Linked DNA regions of Homo sapiens: all the other regions are linked to region 1. The links are chromatin loops, found by intact Hi-C in ENCODE. Cell type or tissue: dorsolateral prefrontal cortex. All regions are shown on one strand.

Evidence for each region. Peaks named below come from ENCODE experiments on the same cell type or tissue, not always from the same donor. Only the 100,000 strongest peaks of a DNase experiment are listed, where the experiment ranks them.
Region 2: a loop joins it to region 1, with 9 times the contacts of the local background. A loop is called at or near these places in 54 of 110 quality-filtered maps.
Region 3: a loop joins it to region 1, with 10 times the contacts of the local background. A loop is called at or near these places in 22 of 110 quality-filtered maps.

The regions. Positions count from the first base shown.
Region 1 is chr1:9,453,671-9,458,670 of GRCh38, reverse strand. No RefSeq gene overlaps it. Among named protein-coding and RNA genes, the nearest start is that of LINC02606, 27 kb to the right of the region's middle. In dorsolateral prefrontal cortex, CTCF peaks have their summits at 2,508 and 2,711 (motif pointing right); a DNase peak (open chromatin) is centred at 2,720.
Region 2 is chr1:9,265,209-9,270,208 of GRCh38, reverse strand. H6PD (hexose-6-phosphate dehydrogenase/glucose 1-dehydrogenase) reads right to left here. Exons shown (of 5, transcript NM_004285.4): 5 at 1-5,000. Among named protein-coding and RNA genes, the nearest start is that of SPSB1, 25 kb to the left of the region's middle. In dorsolateral prefrontal cortex, CTCF peaks have their summits at 2,710 and 2,917; a DNase peak (open chromatin) is centred at 2,928; H3K27ac peaks cover 681 bases.
Region 3 is chr1:9,385,903-9,390,902 of GRCh38, reverse strand. No RefSeq gene overlaps it. Among named protein-coding and RNA genes, the nearest start is that of LINC02606, 41 kb to the left of the region's middle. RefSeq lists an enhancer at 4,446-5,000. In dorsolateral prefrontal cortex, no CTCF peak of the experiment used is centred here; DNase peaks (open chromatin) are centred at 1,934 and 2,322; H3K27ac peaks cover 4,481 bases.

The DNA of each region.
Region 1 (5,000 bases):
AAAAAAAAAAAAAAAAAAAAGCTGAAAAGTGGAAAAAACCCAAACGTCCATCAGTTGATGAATGGGTAATTAAAATGTTCTATGTCCATACAGTGGAAAATTATTCAGCCATGAAAAGGAAAGAAGCACTGGCATATGGTACAGTGTGGATGAGCCTGGAGAACATTATGGCAACTGAGAGAAGCCAGACACAAAAGACAGCATGTTCTCTGATTCCATTTATATAAAATGTCCAGGCCGGGCTCTGTGGCTCACGCCTGGAATCCCAGCACTTTGGGAGGCTGAGGTGGGAGGATTCCTTCAGCCCAGGTGTTTGAGACCAGCCTGGGCAATATACCGAAACCCTGTTTTTATAAAAAATGAACAAAATTAAGTGGGCATGGTGTCGCATACCTGTAGTCTCAGCTATTTAAGAGGCTGAGGTGGGAGGATCACTTGAGCCTCGGAGGTTGAGGCTTCAGGGAGCCAAGATAATGCCACTGCACTCCAACCCTCAGAGACAGAGTGAGACTCTGTCTCCATCAAAAAAAAAAAAAAAAAAAAAGTCCAGAATAGGCAAATTCATAGAGATAGAAAGTATGTTAGTGTTTGCAGTGAGCTGAGATCACACCACTGCACTCCAGCCTAGGGGACAGAGTGAGATTCCATTTCAAAAAAAAGCTGAGCACGGTGGCTCACACCTGTAATCCCAGCACTTTGGGAGGCTGAGGTGGGTGGATCACTTAAGTTCAGGAGTTCAAAAGTAGATTAGTGGTTTCCTAGGGCTGGTGAGTGTTGGGGTAGGATTGGGGAATGATGGTTACAGGTTGCAGGGGTTCTGTTCTGTTCTGTTTTGTTTTGTTTTGTTTTGTTTTGTTTTGTTTTGTGACGGGGTCTCACTTGGTCACCCAGGCTGGAGTGCAGCGGTGTGATCATGGCTCACTGCAGCCTCGACCTCCCAGGCTCAAGCAATCCTCCCACCTCAGCTTCTCCGGTAGCTGGGACTACAGCTACCTGCCACCATGTCCGGCTAATTTTTGTAGTTTTTTTTTTTCCAGTAGAGATGGGGTTTCACCATGTTGCCCAGGCTGGTCTTAAACTCCTGAGCTCAGCTGATCCTTCTGCCTTGGCCTACCAAAGTGCTGGCATTACAGGCATGAGCCACTGTGCCCGGTCGGTTGTAGGGTTTCTTTTGGAGGGCTAAAAATGTTCAAAAATGGGTTGTCCTGATGGTCGCACAGCTCTGTAAATATACTAAAGCACTGTGTGTTTAAAAGGGTCAATTGTAGGGCCTGTGAATTACTACTCAATAAAAAATTGTGTGCCACGGAAGTAAAACTAAAAAAAGTGGATAAGGGTGAGAGCGGTAGGCATTTTGGAGATGAGGAACGGAAGCATCGGTGGAGGAAGGAGTTGGGGACACAGCTTCAGTGCAGTCCCCCTCACCATGTCCCCGTTCAGAGGGCAGACCCTCCCCACCAACACTCCCACCAAGACTCTGAGTCTAAGAAAACTCTTATTTTCCTGATCCACCATGAGTACAGGATGCTTTCAAGTTTCATCACTGGTGTTCTTGTACTTCAAGAAAACAAAAAACAAAAAACCTCTCTAAAATGTGGTGCGTTGAAGCCAGGGAGTAAATGCAACCTGTAGATCTTCAGGGGGATTGATGACGTCATGATGGAATCTTCTGAATTTCTTTCTCAGGCTCCCCCCTGGGCCTTCCAAGACCTGACTCATGGACCTTCAAACCCTCTGCAGGGGCTGGGTGGGCCAGCAACCTCCAGGTGTGAGCGCCAGGGCACAGGGAGGTCATTCTTGCCCAATCCCCAATGGAGGCCGTGTCTCATCCCTCCAGGAAACTGCAGAAAGTTCGGAAGGACCCCCCCCCCACGCTGAACCACACATATGGCACAGACAGGAATTCCTTCTTGATTCCCAGTGGCTCCAGGTTCACGCCTAGAGTGCCCCTTATCAATGCTACAGAGCGATAGATGTGATTTATGGGAATCAAATCACCCAGCCTTGGATGAGAAGCTCAGTCTGAGACCTGGAATTATCAGGCAAGTAAGTCCGAGCTTGGAGAGATTTCTTGAAGCATTAGTGCCGTGTCCAGAACTCCCTACAACTTTCTTTAGGCCTTGAGTCGGGTCCTGGGAAGGACAGAACCCTCTTCTTTGGCCTTTCAAAATATTTCCACCAGACCCAGAGGAAAAGTCCTGGTGTTGGGTTGTCCCAAGACCATCTCTTTCACAAGCCTTAGAACTCATTTTTATTTTCCCTGACATTCTGGATAATGATGTTTGACAAGTACTTTTATTCCAGATGAGAGATGCTTGGGCCAACCTGGAGGCTGCCTGATGTCTGCTCAGTCTTAACCTGGAGACAGGTCCTGCTGCTGCAGCGATGGCTGGGTAGGATGGCGTTACGGCCTCTTTTCCCGGGGCAGCACCTGGGGCCAGGAGGCCTAAGCCCCGTTGGCCTTCCAGCTTTGGGTTGCTCTCAGCCCTTTGCCCGCCTGTGCATCTCCAGCTGGGATAAGCACCTCTCTCCTAATTTGGCTGGAATCTAAATGAGGTCTTCCAACATGCAACCACATCAGCTCCATGTTGCCCAAAGGGGCAGACTCCGTGCAAAGCTCTGAGCCTTAGGCTGTGCGCCGTGGGGTCTTTACAGCAGGGGGACACCCAGGCTGGGCTCCTGGGAGGGACTCAGCCCCACTCTCGCCAGAGGGCGCCACACTCCTCCTTTATCACCATCCTGGCCTCGCTTCCGAGTTTCAGAGGCTCAGGAGAGGGGTCGGGCAGCCCTTCCAGGGAGAATTCTCACAGCTGCACCACTCTGCAAACGACTCACAGGCGTTGCAGTTTCCTATCGGGTCGCTGAATGATTTTATGAGGGAAAAACAGCTGACCTGGCCATGGCTCTTCTTCCATAAAATAATCAATTTTTGTATTTAGCAACAGCAGGCCACAAACCGAGTTTCTTCCTTGGCTTCCATTCCAGTTTATGAGTCAAAAATAATTTTCCCCTTTTGCAAGTCCAACATCGATCCCACTTGGAAGCCGCGGTGGTCAAGAGATTCCTCAGAAATGAACCTGACAAAATGGAGCTGGTGACAGTTTTCCTTTCTCTAAAAAACTTCTACCGAAACAGACTCTATTAATCGCGGGTGCAGCTACTATTCCAAGAAACTGCGTGAAGACATTTTTTTCTTTCTCAGTAGCTGTTCATCACCGTGAAGGAGACGATGACGAGGTTCCCAACCCAAGCACTGGGCTACGCGCCTCTTCCACGCTGCACGAGACGAGGTTGGTCCAGGCACGGAATTTCCATGGCCCTAGCTCTCGCTGTGCATGGGGGTCATGAGTGAAAGCTGCTCAGAGCATTTTTTGAGGGAGCCCAGCCCAGGAACCCTGTGGGTTGAGTGGTGAAGCCAGAGATGGGGTTTCACCATGTTGGCCAGGCTGGTCTCAAACTCCTGACCTCAAGTGATCCACCTGCCTCGCCCTCCCAAAGCGCTGGGATTACAGGCATGAGCCACTGTGCCCAGCCCGGAATTCCATTTTAAAAGGCCAGAGGTTTAGGGGTTTTGGTTTGAAACGGCAAATGAATGCATATACTTAACCCTTCCTCTAAACTCCATCAAAATAACAGCAAAGAAATTTTTAAAAACTGTAATCCTACAACAGCAGAGATTAGCAGAGGAAGTTAATCAATTAAAATTTTTTTTTTTTTTTTTTTTTTTTGGAGACGGAGTCTTGCTCTGTTGACCAGGCTGGAGTACAGTGGCGCAATCTCAGCTCACTGCAACCTCCGCCTCCTGGGTTCAAGCAATTCTTGTGCCTCAGCAGAAAGGTAGGGAGCTTGATTCCCTGACCGGGTGACTAAGGGGTAGGGGGTTATGTCACAAAATATACGTGCCTATGAACGTGTGTGCACATGTTTGAGTGTGTGGTGTGAGTGCACATGTGCGCTCATGTGTGTTAAAGTCACACGGATGCAAATCAGGGTTGCCCTTCTCCTAGTGTCTGCCTGGAGGTGTGGGCGTCCACACGCATAGGCAGTCTCCTTTGTTGGCTCTTGCGCCTGCGTCTTTTGTAAATTTCCTGAAGGTGACCGGTCTCACTGCACCTCTCCCTGTAGATGATGCCACCAGGGACAGGGGGCTGGCCCTACTGTGCCCTCCCACCCATGCGCTCCAGGAAGCTATGGACGTCGGGCAGGGCAGCCCGGGAGGCCTCATAATCTAGGTGTTTTGGTTGCAGGAGTTCCCGGGCCACTCCTGGAACAGCCTGGGTCCCTGGACCTCAAAAGCAGCGCTTGCATCCTTGAGGGTCTCTAAGGCTCAGCTTGGCCCCTTTGTCCTCTGGGGATCCATGTTTTGGCCACCACTGCCCCGAATGGCACTGGCCTCTGTGCACACCATGCCCTTTGGCATGGTTTAAGCAAGTTTTTGTCCTTTGACATTTTTACAACAGAGATTTCATTTGGCGGTGGGAGTGGGGGAGGGCTGTGGGGAGGAGACGGAGTTGAAGGCAGAATAACTCATTCCTCATCCTAGTCCTTCCTCCTGGAGCCCTCTCTGTAAGCTGCGCTGCTCATTTTATAAAAGCAAGGAGAGCTTAGCTCTTCCCATGGGATTACTTAATCTCAGAATAGATGACGACCAGATGGCCTTTAACTGGATGGACTACATTTAGTCCTGCTACCTCTGTCCTGTTCCTTCTCATCTCACTGCACATCTGTGAACGTGTCCTCAGGCCTGGCGTGCCCTGCAGACCTGGGACCTCTCTCCCACGCACTCTCCCTCCTCCATCTCTGGGCTGTGTCCACCTCTGGCGGCACTTGGCATTGCTTTTTCGAAAGTTCATGTGAATAGTAACCTTTCCACGTCTCTGTGTGCTTGTTCTAGTGCATCTCTCTGGTGCCACCAAACTGCTCTGTGACTCTTTTGAGAATGTATGTGTGTGTGTGTGCATGTGTGTGCATATGTGCACATATGTGTATGTATGTGTGTG
Region 2 (5,000 bases), 190 kb after region 1:
AGGCGAGGGTTTTAAAGATCAGCCTTGAGAATCAAAGCAGCAGCAGAAGTGTCATTACTCCAGTGCTCTCCCTTCCCGTTCGTGGGTCACACAGAGACAGGCACATCCCCAGCGCTTTGCAAACAGAAGCGCTCCCAAAAGTTGGCTAGAGGGTACACTTCGGCAAAGGGATCATCTTCCCCCTGGCTTGCTGGACTCTTGGAAATGCGTCTGAAAGCCCTTGCCATCCCGTCTTGTGCTGATGACAGCATGAGCCCGGTTGCACCTTGCTCAGCAACAAGCTGCGAGATCCTCAGCTTCTCACTCATACCCCACCTTGAGCTGCTGACGGCGGCCTGGAGAACCGTGTGTGGCTGTTCCTGGATGACATCTGCTGTCACTAGCCTTCCCAGAACACCCGCTGCCCAGGGTTCCTGCTGCCTTCCCCGGTGGACAGATTTTGCAGGGAAGACTGAGGAAATGGGAGGGGGAGCTCTGCTCTAAAGCAGAAGGCACAGAAGGTGGGGTTTTTGTTTTATAGGGAGACTGCCCAGTGTGCTGCAAAAGGAAAACCAACAACAGGGAGTGCCCAACTCACCCCCTCTGCATGAGCAAATGCAGATGGACACTGGACTGTGCCGACTGACACCGGGACTCACACTTGCTGGTCAGTGGACGAGAGGTAAAAGCAGGCAGGATTATTACAGGAATAAATCTGCACTTCCAAAGAGGCAGCTCCCATGACTGAGTTACAATGCTTGGAGCCCCCGAGGGCAGAGTGGCACCAGCTGGGAGGTTGACACTGCATCACTGCTTCGGATGCCCTCACAGGCTCTGACTCGCTGCCAGGTGCTGGTGAGGCTGGAAGAACTTCCTTCCTTCCTATGTACAATGCAAACAGTGCCGCTTCCAGTGCTACCCACACGGGTGCAGCCTCACGGGAGAGTTGCGGAGAGAGGGAATGCGTTCAGTTCAGCCAGCGGACGGCCAGGGGTAAGCGGCCCCTAGTGGGTCACATGGCCTATGATGTCTGGAGACCGCAGATCTTCACCCTCTGGAGTCTCATTTGCAGAGTCTCATTTGTCGTCCGGTCACTGTGGCCACCTCACCCTCGTCACCACGGGCCTTTCCTGTGCCGTGCTCACTCTGACACTGAGATGCTGCCAGGCAGTTTTTTTTTTTTAAATCAGTGGAGTAAGTTCTAAGGGAGCCCCATGTGCTTAAGATAAAAACGTAGCTGGTAAAGTGGAGGCAGAGGCTGCTTCTGTGAGGCTGCATATATCTTACAGGACAAAAAGTTTTGTACTTGAAAACCAAATTCTGGGAAATAGCCCTGCAGGTTTTTGGGAAGCGTCTCCCTCCCTGTCGTGAGTTCCACCTGGGCCCTCCGGGAGAACAGGGACAGGAGAAACACAAGCAAAGCAGACAGGCCCGGAATTGGGAGCCTGAGCCCTGCATATTTTGGAAGGGAACCCCTCGAGGGACTAGTCTGGAATAGTAGGCCAAACGGTAGGAAGCTTTGATTACTCTGCTAACTTGGGGGCCCAAGAGTAGGGCTAAAGCATTGTCTGCAGAGAAACAAACAGGGAAATTCAGTAAGAAGGGCCTATTTTAACTTGCAGTTAGCAGGAGAATTTGTCCCCAGATTTTGATCTAGCTTAAAGTCCCTTGATTCCTTCCCCTCTACAAATGGCAATCACGGTTGCCCTAGAGATGCTGACTGACAAGGTCTCCCAAAGGAGGGGCCCTTCTGCCATTTATGGGCCCCTAAGTGCACACGTGGGCTTCCATGCGGATGGAATCATTGGTCCCCACCAGGGAACCTGGACTGTGGGAGCTGCCGCCACCATAGGACCCAAGGGCTTCCAGACCAGGAAGAGGCAAACAGCCTGCCTGGGAACACAGTGCTGGAACTTGGGACTTGGGTTCTGAGCGGGGCTGCTCCCTGGGCTGTTGTCATCACTCTTTCCTTTTTTTTTTTTTTTTTTTTTGAGATAGGGTCTCACTCTGTTTTCCAGGCTAGAGAGCAATAGTGCAATCACACCTTACTGCAGCCTCAGTCTCCTGGGCTCAGGTGATCCTCCCACCTCAGACTCCCGAGTAGCTGGGACCACAGGAGGGCACCACCATACCTGGTTTTAAAACTTTTTGTAGAGATGGGGTCTCACTATGTTGCCCAGGCTGGTTTCAACCTTCTGGGCTCAAGTGATCCTCTCACCTCAGCCTCCCATAGTGCTGGGATTACAGGCATGAGCCACACCTAGCCCAATTTAGTGAATTTTAAGAAGCATTTTAAAAAAATGAAAACTAAAACATAGAGGATATCCGAGGTTCTAAGGTTAAGAATTTCTTTATGAAACCTGCTTGGAACACAGTTGTAAACAAATGGACTGATTTATGATGGAAGGCACGTTTCTTGCTGCAGATCATGGTCTGAAGTTTGAAAGCCACCAGCCTAGAGGGTTCTGAAAACTTCTCCTTCCTAACACAGCTGAAGGAAAAGGGGTGGGTAGGGGCGGAGGCACAGGGACATCTCCAGGTTTGGACTTTTCCAACATGATTTGCAGAAGGCACTTGATTCTGGAAAGTAGACCTTTGGCATTTCGACCCTCACCCACACTCCCACACCCACTCTGCACAGATCGGTGGTGCATCCGAGGCAGGGCTGAGTTAGAACAGGACATCCTAGACTCGGCGGCAGTGACTATTATTCAGAAATGGCACATCAAGGGCCGGCCTGCCCTTCATCCTGCAGGGGTACTTGGGCATGTGGAGGCCCCTTTCTCCCTGGTGTTGCAACTGGAGAGGAGTCGGTTCCTGAAGAACAGATGGGAGAGTGCTGGGGCCAGGTACCCTGGGAGAGAGGAGGGAAATGAAATCCGGCACAGGGGCTGCGGGGATAGGGGCAGTCAGGAGGCGGCAGTGCGGTGCAAGGGCCCCCCCACGCGGCCAGCTGTGGAACTTCCACCACGACTCCCTGTCCTCTCCTGAGCCCGCCCATCACGTGTAGAAGCTCAGATGCTGGGCGCCAGGAGGGCGGCTTCCTGGCTCTGGGCACCGTGGTTCTGTCCTAACGAGGGGCGCTCTCTGGGTGTAAAAACAGATGTTCTGGCTGGGCGCGGTGGCTCACGCCTGTAATCCCAGCACTTTGGGAGGCTGAGGTGGGTAGACTGCCTGAGCTCAGGAGTTCGAGACCAGCCTGGGCAACATGGTGAAACCCTGTCTCTACTAAAATACAAAAATTAGACAGGCATGCTGGCCGGCGCCTGTAGTCGCAGCTACTCGGGAGGCTTAGGCACGAGAATTGCCTGAACCCGGGAGGTGGAGGTTGTAGTGAGCCAAGATCTCGCCACTGGGCTCCAGCCTGGGCGACAGAGACTCTGTCTCAAAAAAAAAAAAAAGAGATGCTCTGTCTGGCCTGGGTTGTTGTTGGTGGCCAGAGTAAGTGGTGTGAACAAGAGCCCCGGCTTGGGAACATGTCTCAGACTGGCATTGAAAATGAAAGCCAGGATTCCTCTAAATCCACCGCCTTGAAGTGTAAACAGTCCAGAGAGAAACCGACTTTGCCATGCTCCCTCACCCAAGAAAGCCCTCTCTCAAAATGCGCTAGAAAGTTTATATCTGCCTGATCCAGAGAGCAAGTGGAAGGTGCGGAGAAGCCAGACAGAAAAATCGACCTTAACCAAGAGTTCCATCTCCCAGCCTTAAGTTGTGGGATACTGAACAAACAAAACTACACATGTCCTGGGAATTTTGCTTTGTGGTGTTTTTAAAAAGAATGTCAGAGCCCTCCTTGGGGGCTTCAGAAAAGCAGGTATTGCTGGCCCATGGCTTCTCAAGATCACAGTCCCCAACCTATGCTCACTGAGAAGATACCCGCTTACTTCCCCAGTCTCAGGCAGAGAGTTCGTGGTGAAGTGATAAGTAGCAGGAGAGGCCAGCAGACAGGAAGCCACGGGGTCACCAAGGGGCAGGGAGAGAAGGCCTGGCTGCGGCCCCGTCACCCGCCAAGCGAGCCCCTGAAAAGGCTGTGGGCAGCCCCCCTGCCAGTGAGGCCTAGCTCCTGTCTGGTGGGAGCAGAGCCGCCTGGATGGCCCAGTGTCACTCGATGCTCCATCTCTCTCCCCGCTAATGAGCTGTCACCTCAGTGGGTGATTTAACTGGATCTTTCCTGGTAAAACAAGAGGGGCTATTGAGAGCGGAAACACCCATCCGGGAGTCCCCTGAGATGGAAATGACCCTCTTAAATTGGGGATCTCTGGAATGTCCTGATTATCTGCACCCAGTGTGCTTCCTGGAGGAAGGCTAGCAGGACAGAGGAGCAGCGGAGGGCAGGGGTCCTCCCTGAGGAAGTTGGGGGAATGAGACCCCACCTCCCCACGCAGAGCAAGTCATCAAATGAGAAATGGAGCTCCAAACAGCACTGAGATTTCTGGGGCTGGGCGCAGTAGCTCACACCTGTAATCCCAGCACTCTGGGAGGCTGAGATGGGAGGATCGCTTGAGCCCAGGAGTTTGAGACCAGCCTGGGCAACATAGCAAGAGCTCATCTCTGCAAATATTTTTTTTAATTAAAAAAGAAAAAAGATTTCTGGAACCCTTTCCACAGTCTAGTCTTTGCCACTGTATTCCTGTTATCAGCCCTCATTCTCTATAAATGGAGTCTGAAGAACAGCAAAGACACAGGGAGGAGCCTGGAATTCCTACTGCACAGCCAGGATGGAGGAGACAGGGATGGCAAGCGGGAGCAGGTGGAGGCAGTGAAGAGGAGGGCCAGAGGCTAGATGTGCAGAGGTTCTAGAAGGAGGGGCAGCTGGGGAAGGAGGGGCTTGACCCCCTCAGGGTCTCAAGACAGTCCCCAATGCCCCTGCTTTGCACGGGGCAATGTACTCCCCTGGGCGCCTCTGCACCCTTCTGTCTACCAATCATGCTCTGAATGTTCCCCGGGAGCCAGTTCAAGGATCACCTCCCCCAGGAAACCTTCCCTGATTAACCTCAGCCCACCACGTCACGTCTCCTCTT
Region 3 (5,000 bases), 68 kb after region 1:
AGGACCAAGACCAGGACATAGCCCAGGAGGTCCTGAGAACCTGTGCCCAAGGTGTTTGGATTACAGCTTGGTTTTCTGTGTTTTAGGGAGACATAAGAGGCATCAGCAACACACGTGAGGTATGCATTGGTTCAGTCCAGGAAGGTGGACAACTTGGAGGGTGGGAGTGTGGGGCAGTGGGGGCGTGGCTTACAGGTCACAGGTGAATTCAAAGATTTTCTGCTTGGCAATTGGTTGAAAGAGTTATATTATCGAAAAACCTGGAATCAGTAGAAAGGAGTGTCTGGGTCAAGGTAAGGGGTTGTGGAGACCAAGCTTCTAATAAAGTCTCCTGGGTGAGTGCCCTTAGAGACAGTAGATGGCAAGTGTTTCCTACTCAGATCCTTAAAATGTGCAAGACTCTCAGTTAATCTCTTCAGGATTGGGAGGGCCTAGAAGGAGGTAAAAACTTAGTTATGTTAATAGAGATTCTTTACAGATGCAAATTTCCCCACTCAGGCTGGAGGGCAGTGGGTGATTAGGGCTCACTGCAGCCTCCACCTCCCAGGCTCAAGCCATCCTCCTACCTCAGCCTCCCCGAGTAGCTGGGACTACAGACATGCTGGGACCACCATGTTGGCTATTTATTTTATTTTTTTTTATAGAGACAGGGTTTCACCATGTTGCCCAGGTTGGTCTTGAACTCCTGGGCTCAAGCGATCCTCTTGCCTCAGCCTCCCAAAGTGCTGAGATTACAGACATGAGTCATCACGCTTGACGGATTTCCTTCTTTATCTGTTTCTTTATCTGTCATGCGATGTTACGTTGGAGTCAGGTTGAAAAGTGAGCCACATTAGATCAGGTGAACTAAAACCCATCTGATGAGATTCTACGGTTTCTAGGGTGTGACTTCTGTAAACCAAAGGGTACCTGAGACAAGTCTTAATTTAGGAAGTTTCTTTTGCCAAGGTTAGGACACGCCTGTGACACAGCTTCAGGAGGTCCTGATGACATGTTTATTATACAAGGGGATCAGGGCACAGCTTGGTTTTATACACTTTAGGGAGACATGAGACATCAGTCAATATATGTAAGATGTACATTGGTTTGGTCTGGAAAGGTGGGACAATTCGAAGTGGGGAGGGGGCTTGCAGGTCACAGGTAGATTAACAGAAAAATGGTTGCATTCTTTTGAGTTTCTGATGAGCTTTTCCAAAGGAGGCAATCAGATATGCATTGATCTCAGTGAGCAGAGGATGACTGAGTTCGGTCTGTCCTTTGTCCACAAGGAATTTCCTTGTGGACAAATTGTGAGGGAGGTATGTAGCCTTTTTTTTTTTTTTTTTTTTTGAGGTGGAGTCTCACTCTGTCGCCCAGGCTGGAGTGCAGTGGCGCGATCTCGGCTCACTGCAAGCTCCGCCTCCTGGGTTCACACCATTCTCCTGCCTCAGCCTCCCGAGTAGCTGGGACTACAGGTGCCCGCCACCACGCCCAGCTAATTTTTTGTATTTTTAGTAGAGATGGGGTTCCACCATGTTAGCCAGGATGGTCTCGATCTCCTGACTTTGTGATCCACCCACCTCAGCCTCCTGAAGTGCTGGGATTACAGGCGTGAGCCACCGTGCCCGGCCATTTAGTTTTTTGTTTTTTTTTTTGTTTTAATCTTAGTAGCTTTTTTTTTTAAGGAATAGAGTGGGAGGCAGGTTTGCCCTAAGCAGTTCCCAGCTTGACTTTTCCCTTTAGCTTAGTGATTTTGGGATCCCAAGATTTATTTTCCTTTCACACTCCCTAGGCCCCTTAGGTAGGAATTTGGGCAAGAGAGAAAAAAGGTCAGAATTTAGTCCTCACCCCCGACCTGGTCCCAAAGACTTCAGCACCATAAATCTTCCCCAGGGACAGATGACTCAGCTCCACCCCGGCTGGCCAAGCTGCTGCTTCAAAGTGTGCCCTTCCAGCTTCAGGCACTGTGGCCCCAGATGCTCCCCACGGAGGCTCTGGAGGAACCCTGCCTACCATAATCAGGCTATGTGACCCTGGACCGCCCTTGAACCCTCTGGGCCTCAGCTTCTCCTGCTGTAAAAAGGGGACTTGCTCCCCTTTTTTGAGAGGCTCTAGTGGGACTTCGGATGTTAGCAGATTACCCAGGCCTTAGGAGATATTCAGCAAGTGCCACGCCCAAATCTAAAACCCCAGCCTCTGAGCTTCCCCAGGGGTGCAGCAGAGTGGGGCACTCGACACTTATCCTGTCTGTGGACGTCTCCCTTTTGTCTCCTCTCAGATCAGCTTGTGCCTGGACGGCCTGGAGGCCCAGGAAGTCAGAGCGGCTGGCCAAACGCTGCCTTTGTCACCCTCAACATCCTCAACAAATGCTTGTTTGAGTGGCTGATGTGCGAGCTGGGAGGGCTTTGTTTATTCCAGATCGTGCATTGAATAAATACGTCTTGAGCTAACACAGTGCCAGGCAGCGCGGGGCACAGAGAGGCTGAGGGGACAAGGCATGGCTCGGAGTCAGAACAGTCTCTGTCTGAACCCTGGCCCTGCCTCCTGACAGCTGTGAGTCACGCTTTGGTCAAACCTTTCCCCTTTTGTGCCTCAGTTTCCCCCTCTATAAAAAAGAGGACAGAACTGCAACCTCGTAGGAGTGCTGTCAGCATTAAATGAGGTGGAGTGTTCTGGGGGGCTTTGCGTGGGGCTTTCGGAGCTGGTTTATGGAATAGCCTGGAGTCTTTTGATTTTTCCTCCAGTCCCTGCCTGCCAGCTGTGCAAGGTCAAACTACTCTCCCTGTTCTTTGACTCACAGATTTTCCTATCATTTTCATTTTCTTTTCTTTTTTTTTTTTGAGACAGAGTCTCACTTTGTCACCCAGGCTGGAGTGCAGTGGTGCAATCTCGGCTCACTGTAACCTCTGTCTCTTGGGTTCAAGCGATTCTTGTGCCTCAGCCCTCCCAAGTAACTGGGATTACAGGTGTGTGCCACCATGCCCGGCTAATTTTTTTTTGTATTTTTAGTAGAGATGGGGTTTCCCCATGTTGGCCAGGCTGGTCTCGAACCCTTGACCTTAAGTGATCCACTGGCCTCGGCCTCCCAGAGTTCTGGGATTACAGGCGTGAGCCACTGCGCCCGGCCCCCATCATTTTCAAATGTAAAATGCTCAGGCCTGTGTATTGAAATGCTCTGGTCTCTTCTTCATTCTTCCCTTCTGCTTCTGTTTTAGCTCTTCCCGTGTGTTGGGGAAGGGAGGGTTGGCAACAAGTCAAGAGACCTGCCGGTTTGGTCCTGCCCTGGTCCTGGTCCTTTCTAGAGGGGCCATCTTCACCCCCATTCTTCCCTCCATTCCTGTCCCTGGGGAGGAGGGATGAACGGCTGGTCTTCCCTTCTTTTCTTCGCCCTTCCTTGTTTCGTAACCCACTTGCATCTCCCAGTATTTTCTCCGACTCCCCTCCTCGCAGCTGGGACGGGGAGACATTTGGTGGGGCAGGAAGCTGGGGGCGCAGCAAAGCTGGTTCCACGGCCCCCACAGGTGAGGGGACACCTGGCCTGGTGATCAGTCTCTGTGTCACGACGTGGGTAGAAGCTGGGGCCACAGGAGGCTTTCACTCGCTCCTCTTCTAACATCAGTACTATTGAATACTTGGGCAGAGAGGCATTTTCTTCTTGCTTTGTGCACTGTTGGTGTAAGGGGAGAGAGTGAAGGGAAGGAGAAAAGCCTCCAGTGTGGATAGCCCCTTTCATGAAGGCCTGCAGGCACCCCTCCATCTGAAGAGCCCTGTCCTGAGCTGGGGACTGGCGGGATGGCCCCTCCCCATTGCAGATCTGCTTGGTGTGATTTTGGGAATTCCTTACCGAGTATTCGGATCTAAAGATTCCATTTAGGCTGGGTGCAGTGGCTCATACGTGTAATCCCAGCACTTTGGGAGGCTGAGGTGGGTGGATCACCTGAGGTTAGGAGTTCAAGACAAGCCTGGCCAACATGGCAAAACCTTGACTCTACTAAAAATACAAAAATTAGCTAGGTGTGGTGGCACACCCCTGTAGTCCCAGCTACTCGGGAGGCTGAGATGGGACAATCGCTTGAACCTAGGAGGTAGAGGTTGCAGCGAGCTGAGATTGCACCACTACAGTCTGGGCAACAGAGCGAGACTCTGTCTCAAAATAAATAACAAATAAATAAGCCATTTAGATAAAGAAGGTCAGCAGAGATCCCGACAGAAGGACGCCTGCGTCTTCCTGGCTGTTGTTGAGCGGGGGAGGGGCTCAGGGGCTTCTCGGGATGTGCTGTGCTGGCGTTGGCCCTCCGAGGGTCAGCCCGTGGCCCCCGTTTTCCTCTGGCTTGGCCCTCAAGGGCCCTGCTCTCTGTGACATGGGGGGCAGGGTTTGGAGAGCCTCAGGGCTGTGGATCAGGGAGTCAGCGTGGTGTTACCAGGTCCCACTCGGGAAGCCTCCCTTCCAGGATGGGCCGGAGCACTGGATTAGAGGCCTGCATGGCAGGGACCTGGTCCCCTGGTCAGTCGTAATGAAACCAGAAGCTCCACCCCATCTGTAGGGCACATACGGTGTGCTGAGTCATATCCACCCCACGGCCCTATTCCCCACCTTCAGCCGGTTCCATCTTACAGAATCCTCTTCGTTGTGTGTAAATCTCCTTCTTCTGCTCACCCACTGTCCCCTGTGGCTCCCCGCACCCATATGAGAGGCCGAAATGAAGACTCTACTGACCCAAAGAGCAGCCAGGACTTTTGTTCACGAGACTCCATCCGAATGGGGAAGGGAGGGAAGGTGGTGCGGGGCTGCCTTGAACAGGTATTCAGGTTGTGTACTGCACGAGGGTATCTCACCCACCAGGGCGCCATTCTCGGTGTAGATGTAAACTAATCGATTGAGAGCATGTGGGTGAGTGTGGAGACTTGGGCCTGTGCCTGGGGCCTGGAGCAGGAAGCTCCACACTGGCCTGGACACACAGGGAGATGCCAGCACACCCTGCACTCCCTGGCACACCCACATAACGTGTGTAGCAGCACTG